Linked DNA regions of Homo sapiens: region 2 is linked to region 1. The links are chromatin contacts, found by Hi-C in ENCODE. All regions are on one chromosome and are shown on one strand. Each heading gives the region's core, a stretch centred on a gene start or an enhancer-like site at or near the end of the contact. The rest is flanking DNA. Distances are from core to core; before and after follow the strand shown. Region 1 has its middle 73 kb from the start of LINC02397. Region 2 overlaps LOC643339 (a long non-coding RNA gene).

Evidence for each region. A loop is a pair of places that touch in the nucleus more often than their neighbours do. Pooled maps may share reads with other maps.
Region 2: a pooled map shows a loop between it and region 1 (4-fold over the local background). The contact joins two enhancer-like sites. A Hi-C loop is called at or near these places in 2 of 50 pooled maps.

The regions. Positions count from the first base shown.
Region 1 is chr12:92,537,464-92,542,622 of GRCh38, forward strand. No RefSeq gene overlaps it. Among named protein-coding and RNA genes, the nearest start is that of LINC02397, 73 kb to the left of the region's middle. RefSeq lists an enhancer at 1,636-1,685. Within about 2 kb of position 2,673, at least 19 of the 41 ENCODE cell types and tissues checked have a DNase peak (open chromatin) inside an H3K27ac peak, as active enhancers do.
Region 2 is chr12:93,164,973-93,170,131 of GRCh38, forward strand. The region is part of intron 3 of LOC643339 (a long non-coding RNA gene); the gene reads right to left. Among named protein-coding and RNA genes, the nearest start is that of LINC02412, 6.8 kb to the right of the region's middle. RefSeq lists an enhancer at 2,719-3,268. Within about 2 kb of position 2,944, at least 8 of the 41 ENCODE cell types and tissues checked have a DNase peak (open chromatin) inside an H3K27ac peak, as active enhancers do.

The DNA of each region.
Region 1 (5,159 bases), core at 1,423-3,922:
ACAGGAAGAAGAAAAGGAGGCTTTTGAATAAGACTTGAAGGTTGCTTAATGCTGATGGTGTCTCTTACAAGCTAGAAATACAGAACAAATTCCACAACCTCCCTGAATCCCAGTTCCTTCACCAGGAAGATGATGATATGAATACATCTCACAATGTCATAGGAATAACTGAGATATCATTTGCAAAGGGCCTGGCACTCAAGGCAGATACAATACATTTTACTTTTATCTAGTAAAAGAGTTGAGATTTAAAGCCAGATCTACCTGACTTCAGGCCCACACACATAACCCTGTGCTCTGCAGCCTCTTCAGGAGGAATTCCATTTATGCGTAGGCCATGCCCATGTATGGAAACAAACACAGCCACAGATGTCTAGGTCTATTAGCCACAACAAAATAAACCCTGAAAACTAAGCTACCTCTCTGTGAATATACCAGCTTCCCTTCATGCACAGCATCATGTACGGATCTGAAATCCGTACATGTCTAGCCAGCCTGGCCAACACAGTGAAATCCTGTCTCTACTAAAAATACCAAAAAAAAAAAAAAAGAAAAAAAAAATAGCCAGGCATACTGGTGGGCGCCTGTAATCCCAGCTGCTCAGGAGGCTGAGGCAGGAGAATCGCTTGAACCTGGGAGGCGGAGGTTGCAGTGAGCCGAGATCACACCATTGCACTCTAGCCTGGGTGACACAGTGAGACTCTGTCTCAAAAAAAAAAAAAAAAAAAAGAAATGTCTAAACTCTATCCAGTAAGTGCAAATTCTAAGGTAGTGGCTATCTTTAAGGAGGGGAGGCCAGAGATGGGGTGGAAGGACAGAGGAAGAATATGAAAAGAAATGCAAGTCATTGAAACTATTATGGTACTTAGGTTGGGTGGTGGTTTCACAGGTGATCATTATATTATCAGACTTCATAATGTACATGTATTTTAGTGTCATGTTTACTATGCATCAATTTTATACAAAATATTAAACAAAGCCAAAAAAAAGAATCCTCTGGCCCAGTTTAAAAGACCATGAGTATTTAATTAACAATTCCTGACCAGGCACAGTGGCTCACACCTGTGATCTCAGCACTTTGGGAGACCGAGGTGGGTGGATCACGAGATCAGGAGTTCAAGACCAGCCTGGCCAAGATGGTGAAACCCCATCTCTACTAAAAGTACAAAAATTAGCCAGGTGTCGTGGTGGGTGCCTGTAATCCCAGCTACTCAGGAGGCTGAGGCGGAGAATTGCCTGAACCTGAGAGAGAGAGGTTGCAGTGAGCCGAGATCATACCACTGCACTCCATCCTGGGCGACAGAGCAAGACTCCATCTCAAAACAAACAAAAAAAAATTCCTATTCCCTCTACCCTGTATTCACTGTTCACTGTACTCTACCCTACAGTGAACAAAAGGTACCTAAGCCAGGACATGCCCCTGAATCTTTTATCCTGATAATCATATTTTCCTAGGCACAAGGCCTGAGAGTTAACAAACCTGATTTTTTGATAGTATTTGTCCTGGAAAATAAAACAAAATGTCTTTCTTTAAGGGATAGTCTTCCTTTTGTCAAAGTGTCAAGGGGGAAAAAAGGGGAAATTTTAAAAGCAGCCTATTTCATTGTCACCACTTCATAAACACTGCACTAAAGGGCAAGAGCCACGCTTTATTCCTCTTGCAAAATCCCAAAGCACCCAGTACAAGGACCTGCACTTAGTAGGCGGACAATTGACATTTGTTAATCAATGTATGAATGATGAGCCAAGTCTCATAGCTTCCATGGAGAATCTTAAATGTCACTCCTTTTGAAATGCGACCATGCTTCTCAACCTACTAAAAATTTCTTAATGAACCACCCACAGACACAGTCTTGTGTGAATATCTCCTGTGTTCCCCAAATCCTTTGTGACCTATGGACACAATTGCTAAACGTGAGTCATGCTTCTATCACTCCCACACAATGGGTATTTTTAATGCTACAGCATTTCCTGAAGTCAAGCGCTCAGGAAATGGTTTTTGCAATAATGACCTCAGCCTCCCCATATTCCCCCCACCCCCCATCACAGAATCCAAGAATAACTGAACAGGTGTCCAAATACCCAGAATTACCCAAGAAACCTCACAACCTGTCTTCTGTTTTCTATCAAAGTCATGAGGTTAACCTCTTGTCCTTTGGAGTTCGAAGGAATGTGTCCAAGAACTGAACACAACCATATCTGTCCTTTATTTATATTGAGACACAGTTTATTTCCAAGACTGTCAATGGTCTCCAGACCCCAGAACTAAATCTGTATACCATCATGGCTAAAAGTATGAGTTCTGGAATTCAAAAGCCTTAGAGACTGAATTCTGACTCTGCCACTAAGTATGTGGCTTCAGCCAAGTCATTTAGCCTTTCAGAGCCTCAATATTCTCACCTGTAAAGTGGAAATAATGGAAGAAACTATTTCTTGGAATGTGTGAAAATCACTCACGTAAACTGCTGATCTCCAGGCCTGATACACAGCAAAATGCCTAGTACTTGCTAATTGTTATTGCGTCAAGTTTCCCCAGATTGAACCTTAGGTCTGGTCAGTTTCTCCTGGACAGCAGTCATTTTGACAGCTTAGGATCTTTAGGTGCCCACATACCTTCAGAACCTCAACCCATTCTTGGGAGCACTGTCTGACCACCCTCTGAGGACCAGAAGCAGGAAGAGAGATCAGATGGTGAGAGGATAAGGACTGTTGATACCCAAGGGAGGTTGTAAAACCACTTGGGCACACCCAAGTTCAAAACAAAGAAGCCATCACACGAGGGTGAGAGAAGAGGTATTTACTCAGTGAGGCCCCTTCCAACCCTCATGGTAAAAGTCTACACTTGTTTAGAAAAGAGTATGTCTGTTTTATGATTTTATTTTTTAAAAAGGGAAACTCAACAACAAAAATGATGATGAAAATGACAATCTGACTATGGAAAACAGGCTCCTGCTATTCTCATCAGACCATCTGACAAACTACCCAAGGGAGTTTCCGAGGCCTCCCAAACAGTAACAGCAGAGCAGCCACTCAAGAGGATGCCCCGGGGAGCCGCCAAACTGCAATTGCCCTGGAAATCAGATTCGAACAGCTCAGACATGAGGGCAAAGGGCGGGATGCATGCATCCCTAAGCACCAGCCCTTCAGCCCAGCAGAGGGGCACAGACAAAGCTGCCCCGGAAGAATTGTTTGGGAGGTGCAGATACAAAGAATAAGATCCTGCTGGCAGCGCTGGGAAACACAGCAGCAGTCGGCACACGCTGGCCCTGGCAGTCAGCAACCGCCTGGCTCAGGCTGAGCAAAACCTTTCTGTGAATATGGCGTGAAAGCAGATCTCTCAGAGGCTCATGCTCCCTGAAGGTGAAAGATCAACAACAAAAAAGGCATTAACCCCTCTCCTAAATGATATTTCATGGCCATCAAAATCCCATCAAAGGAGCAGCTCATGTTCATAAGCCTGGGGGAGATGCTCCCAGCAATTTAGACACATTGGCAGCCCCAGGGAGGAGGACATAGCCTATGGGGACTCTCTATGTGTGAAGGGCAGCAGTTTGCATAACAAATGTTCCATGCACAATCTTGGAACATTGGCATAATTCTTTCTGGACCCAATAATGATAATTACTCTCTGTCCTAATTAAGGAGAAAATAAAGAAGCTAATACTTTTATAAATCAACAAGTAGGATTAGTATGATGTACAAAGCGCCCTTGAGTTTGCTTCAGGAGACTTCCTCCTCTGTGTGACCACAAGTATATCACATCGGCCACCTGGGCTTTTGTTTCCTTATCCATAAATCCTTTCTTTAAGGGGACATCTTATGGGTTCCTTTGAATGCTCCTATCCTAATTTATTCTTCTTTTCCTTTAAAAATGTTTGGTAAAGGCTTAGCATGCATGCAGTAAAATACACAGCATGATGTGTAGTATTCTTACTTAGAATTTTATGCCTTTCAAAGGGCGAAAGATGGTGATCAGGTGATATTGATTCTCTCCTTGTATAGCTTCAAAGATCGTGTTATAGATGAGAAACTAGATATTCAAAGGCACAGAGAACATGTCATCCGTATCACTCAGATTAGAACTTCCAAGTGCTCACTCATGATATGTAGTCTGGTGAGCCAGGCCTCAGAGTGTCCTACTGTGGGCTCATGGAGCAGTTCTTCAGGATGTGGACAACATTGCTTGGACCAGGGACAGGAGAGAAAAAAAAGTGATAGGCTGAGAAGAAATTTTTATGTGACATGCAAATACTTAGAAAAGATGAATGCTAGTACATCGGGAAATTTATAATTTCTTTTGACATTCAGGATTTGCCATAATTTAATAGTTCTTACCTGTTGGATGCTTACTATGTGCCAAGCATTGCACATTAACATGTATTATCCTGTTTAATCTTCAAAATAACCTATGAGGTGGACAATTTTATTACCCCATTTTACAGAAGAGGAACAAGAGTTTCAGGGAAATTAAGCTAATTTTCCCAAGTTACTGATAGAATGTGGCAGAGCTAGGTCTTGAACCCAAGCCCACAAAATTGACCGTGCCATTATTCAGTTTCTCACAAGCACTTCCACCTTACTCTGCAATGAAGGCACCACCACCCCCCAGGAAAAGGCACTACCCCAGCCAGATGGTACACTTCATCCCCACTTCTGCTGTTCAGGCTTGAACTTGGCATGGTCTTCACCTTTCATTCTGCCATCCAAATCCATCCCTCAAGACCTAAGTCGAATACTATCTTCTCCTCGCCATTGCCTTCTACCCTGAAAGTTCTGTACTCTGAATCAGTTTAAAAGGTGTTATCTGTTCCATCCATCTGGGGTCTTCATCATTTCCTTAAATATGTACATTATCCATTCCTTCAATAACATACATATTCAGTGTGCTTTCTCCTCAAATAATTGCCAGATACTAGAAGTCAGAAACCATGTTGTCTATTTCTTTTGTATCTCTGAAAGAATCATAGTACAAAATTTATAAATGAAATCATGTAGCTCTGTGCTATATGAAAATTATATCATATGACATTACAGCCACCCTGTATTTGTTGACTAAATTGTCCTTTCTGTTTAATTCCCAAGCATTTGAGCCACTCTGCCCCAGATTGAATTGCCTTGCCTTTTTTTTTTTTTTTTTTTAAGATGGAGTCTCACTCTGT
Region 2 (5,159 bases), core at 1,694-4,193, 630 kb after region 1:
TGGCCAACATGGTGAAACCCCATCTCTGCTAAAATACAAAAATTTAGCCAGGCATGGTGGCTGGCACCTGTAATCTTAGCTACTTGGGAGGCTGAGGCAGAGAATTGCTTGAACCCAGGAGGCAGAGGTTGCAGTGAGCCAAGATCACACCACTGCACTCCAGCCTGGGCTACAGAGTGAGACTCTGTCTCCAAAAACAAAACAAAACAAAAAGAAGATGCACAGAAGAAAGCAAGCCCAGTGTATTAGTCTGTTCTCACGCTGCTAATAAAGACATACCTGAGACTGGGTAATTTATATGGAAAGAGGTTTAATGGACTCACAGTTCCACATGGCTGGGGAGGCCTCACAATCATGGCAGAAGGCAAAGGAGGAGCAAAGTCACGTGTTACATGGCAGAAGGCAAAAGAGCATGTGTGGAGGATCTCTCCTTTATAAAACTGTCAGATCTCATGGGACTTATTCACTATCATGAGAATAGCACAGGAAAGGCCTGCCCCCATGAATCAATTACCTCCCACCGAGTCCCTTCCATGACACATGGGATTTGGGTGGGGACACAGCCAAAGCATATCACCTAGGTCGATGACAGAAGCAGCAGAGGTGCCTAGGACAGAACACATCACTCCTTCTGCCACAAGCATGTGCTGGAAATGCCTCCAGTCAAGTATCCTTAGAACAATCGTTTTCCCAGCTATTTAAACTCCACTGAAGTCAAGCACCAGCTTATTCCAGGCCAGGCTTTGCCTGCTAATTAACAATTCACCTGCTGGTTACTAGTTCCCACAGGGCCTCAAGTGAGACCAAATCCCCCAGCTGGAAGGTCCTCTTTTTTTTTCCAGCACTGCTAATTCAGCTCTGTTGCCCATCTCAAGCCTGGCTGAGAAGTTGTTCCCCTGCAGCCCCCTTAGTTGCCCCAGGGATTCTAGATGCCCTCTATATTCAAGCCAACATTCATCGTCTGTCAACAGGTGGTGGACATGTACTTTTATGATTGTACTCAGGTTCCTCTGAGTTTTGTTTTTTCAACCCAGACATTAAGAAATCCTTATTTCCTATAGAGGATTTAAGAAATAGAAAAATGGCATGAACCTGGGAGGCGGAGCTTGCAGTGAGCCAAGATCACACCACTGCACTCCAGCCTGAGTGACAGAGCGAGACTCCATCTCAAAAAAAAAAAAAAAAAGAAAGAAATAGAAAAATGAAATTAAAAAAAAAGATAAAAGACATTAAGAAATCCAGAAGCAGAAACACAACTTCTCCAGTATTTTCCAAGCCTGGCTATGGATCAAATTCACCCAAGCACCTTAAAAGAATATACAGATACAGAAAGGATTCTGCAGCAGAGAACCACGTTAAACATTACTTGGATGCCATCAGCAAAATGCAGACTCTGGAAAAAAAGAAAAAAGAGAGAGAGAGAGATGAAGGAAGATGAAGGGAGAACTTGTACATTAAAAGAGACTTAAGAAACGTAACAACCAATGGGATGTTTGAACTTAGTTGGTTCCCATTTCAAAAAACACAAGGTAAAAACAGACAAATGAAAAAAGAAAATTTGGGACATTTGAGAGACAGTTAAAATTTTGAACACTGGCTATATGATGATATTAAAGACTTTTTATTATTTCTGTTTAGATGTAATAATGGTATTGTGGTTATATTTTGAAAAGATTTCATATCTTGAAGAGAAATGTACTGAAATATTTTTGGCTAAAATGATGTGTCTAGGAATTGCTTCAATATGGAGGAGAGCGAGTGGAAATCCAGACGAAGCAGGAATGGCCATCAGTCGATGATTTTTACAGCTGGATGTTAGGTTCATGGAGGAAAGTGGGGTTCATTATACTTTTTGTTCTACTTCAGTATATGTTTGAAATTTTCTGTAATAAAAGTTTAATCTCCCCAGTTTTGTGAACTATTCTATTTATTTTATCCTCATCCTTTAACACACCTATGTACACGGAACTTCCTGTGTAAAATGTTTATTGAGTGTTTATTCCCCAGAGGAGAAGCAAAGAGGAAGTAAGAGTAGGATATTTTTGAACTATGTACAAATACAACCAGTTTCAGACCCTTTTATATGATCTATACTCATTCTAGACTGAGCCACATAGAAGAGCTGTTCCTGAAGTCAGATCAGCCTGGTTACCTCTAAAAGACCAAAAGACTAAACTAAAACAGCCTTTTTTTTCTTCTGTGGAAGCGTACATGTGTGTTTGCATGTGTACGTGTACCGAACAGCTGTCATGGACCTTTGTGCAGGCTGTGCACTGCACAAGTTTGTCACATCTAAGGGGGCATGCTTCACCTCATCAACACATTGCAGATCTATATATTTATTGTGACAACAGTCTTGTAAGTGGCAGCAAAATGTCTTCTTCTAACAAAATTGGTATTTTTGATAACTTTCCAAAAGATGGAAGCAAAAATATCTTAAAGTAGGGACTTCTTTTCTAATTATGTACTTATGGTATGGGCTAGCAGTGGACCTGAACTGACTGTCTTGCCTGAGTTTGAATCTCTTCCCCCAAACTCACTCACTGAGTTTGTTATTTAATAGCCTTGAGTTCAAGTTTCTTCATCTGTAAAATGGGATGATAATATTATGTACCCTGAGAGCACTGTTCAGAGCATTAAATGCATATAGACAGTATCTGGCCCATAGGAAGCCTTCAAAAAGTGTTAGAGATTAGCTATTACCATATCTGTTCACCCATATCAAATTTTATAGGTGTCGGTATGTTGCGTTATTCATAAACTCAACTAATAAATTTTGCAGTGGACTGAAAAAAGACTGTCTCCACTATTTCATGAATCCAAACTATTTTAAAAAGAGGATTTTCCCCTAACCATCAGTTCTGAAAAATGCAAGGAAGCTCAAGCTCCAGGTAAGCAGCCAGGGTTTCTAAGCCTCTCTGCGCACAGAAGCTGTGTGCATATGCTAATGAGGAACCTTTGAAGAAAAGTGCTGGGGTTTTTCCAACGCTCTAACTACTTGGCCAGTAAGCCTTTAATGATGGGAAAAGACCCAGTGGGAGTTGCCAGCCACAAAAGGGGTTTTACCTCACAGGCAGAATAGTCAAAATGCTTCAAGACGTTAAAAGCCTATTTTTAAAAGGAAAGAACACAGAGTATGTCTTTAACTTGATGTTAAAAATAAACTCAGCCGCCTCCTCTGCGTTTCCCACCCTCTCCCACTGTCCTTCCGTCCCCTGCACTGCCCTAAAGGAAAGAAAGAGTGCTTTTGTTTCATTTTTATTTTTCTCATGAGCTTTTCTTTCATTATTATTTGTTTACTCTTAGCCAAACTTGTTTTTCCGTTCACAAAACAAGTTGCATTTTTCTCTTAAAAATTCCTCGGGGATTCCCAGGAAGCAAGACGGATTATCAATTAGAACTAGCCCGTGTCAGGATGAGTAAAAGATTCGCGCGGAGATAAGCAAAGTGGAGCCCTTACGGCGTCCCTTGTGCCCAGAAAGTATCTGCAGGGGACGTTGTTCAAGCAAGGGGGCCTTTTATTTATTTTTTATTTTTTTATTTTATGTATGTATGTATTTATTTATTTTTGAGATGGAGTTTCACTTTTGTTGCCCAGACTGGAGTGCAATGGCGCGATCTCGGCTTACTGCAACCTCTGCCTCCCGGGTTCAAGTTCTTCTCCTGCCTCAGCCTCCCAAGTAGCTGGAATTACAGGCATGCACCACCACGCCCGGCTAGTTTTGTATTTTTAATAGAGACGGGGTTTCTCCATGTTGGTCAGGCTGGTCTCAAACTCCCGACCCCCACGATCCTCCTGCCTCAGCCTCCCAAAGTGCTGGGATTTGAATGCTTTTTCATATTGGGGTTTAAGTACAGACACTTCCTGAGGCATGACTAGACATAGCAACACTACTTTGCTGAGCTGCCTTCAATAAATTCCATTAAGCAGCCATAAAATTCCAATAGATCAGATGTGCCAGTTTTTGTTCATGAAAAAGCTAATCTGTGTAGCAGAAAAGCTGCCAGCTGGAGTGGAAAAGCTGGATTTCTTATTGTATATTGATGGCGGAGGGATTTCAAGACCCCAGTGGAAGCCAAAGTTGTTGAAAGACAAGGAGACCCAGGCCTGTGCATAGTACTATGATTTCACTGGAGGGAAATATAAGAGATGAAGGGGTGGCTGAAGGCTTGAGACCCTGTTTACTTAAAAATATTAAAAAAAAAAAAAAAAGAAAGCCCTTAGGCAATATAAGATAAAGGAAAAAACAGCAAAAATCATTTTAAGAAATAAAATTCTGCCAGTGTGGTGGTAAACACCTGTAATCCCAGCACTTTGGGAGGCCAAGGCGGAAGGATCACTTGAGCCCAGGAGTATGAGACCAGCCTGGGCAGCATGGTGAAACCCCGTCTCTACAAAGATACAAAAGCTAGCTGAATGTGGTGGCATGCACCTGTAGTACCAGATACTCTGAGGGAGTGGGGGAGGCTGAGGCGGGGGATGGCTTGAGCAGGGTAGAGAGAGACCTGGAAGGAAGGAAGGAAGGAAGGAAGGAAGGAAGGAAGGAAGGAGAGAAAGAGAGAAAGAAAGGAAGGAGGGAGGGAGAGAGGGGAGGAAGGAAGGAGAGAGAAAGAGAGGAAGGAAGGAAGGAGGGAGGGAGGGAAGAAAGGAAGGGGAGGGAGGGAGGGAAAGGAAGGAGGGAAAAGGAAAGAAAAGAAGAAAAGAAAGAAAAAGCTCTAGCTGGGTGTGGTGGCTTGTGTCTGTAGTCCAGATATTGGGCAGGCTGAAGCAGGAGGATTGCTGGAGCCCAGGAGTTTGAGGCCAACCTGGGCAAAGTAGCAAGACCCCATCTCTTTAGAAAATTAGAAAACAAAGTTCCTGTCTAGGGTTGGCCTCTAACTTGCAGCATGACCTCAGTCCAGTGATTTTCTTCCCTACAATTTCTTTTTCACAAAATCAGATCCCTCTCTTCTTGAATCTGTTCTTTAATAGGAATATATAATTGATAAATTACATATAATTGAAAACAAGATATTACATCAGAGCGCTTAATAAGTGAAAATCACAGTACAAACGCATGCTTAAACACTGTTGAAATTTAATGAAGTAATTTTGACACATGTCTAGAAAGTCAGAAGGGAAATTTTGTTACTAAAGGTTGAGTTTGAGCCAATTGTTT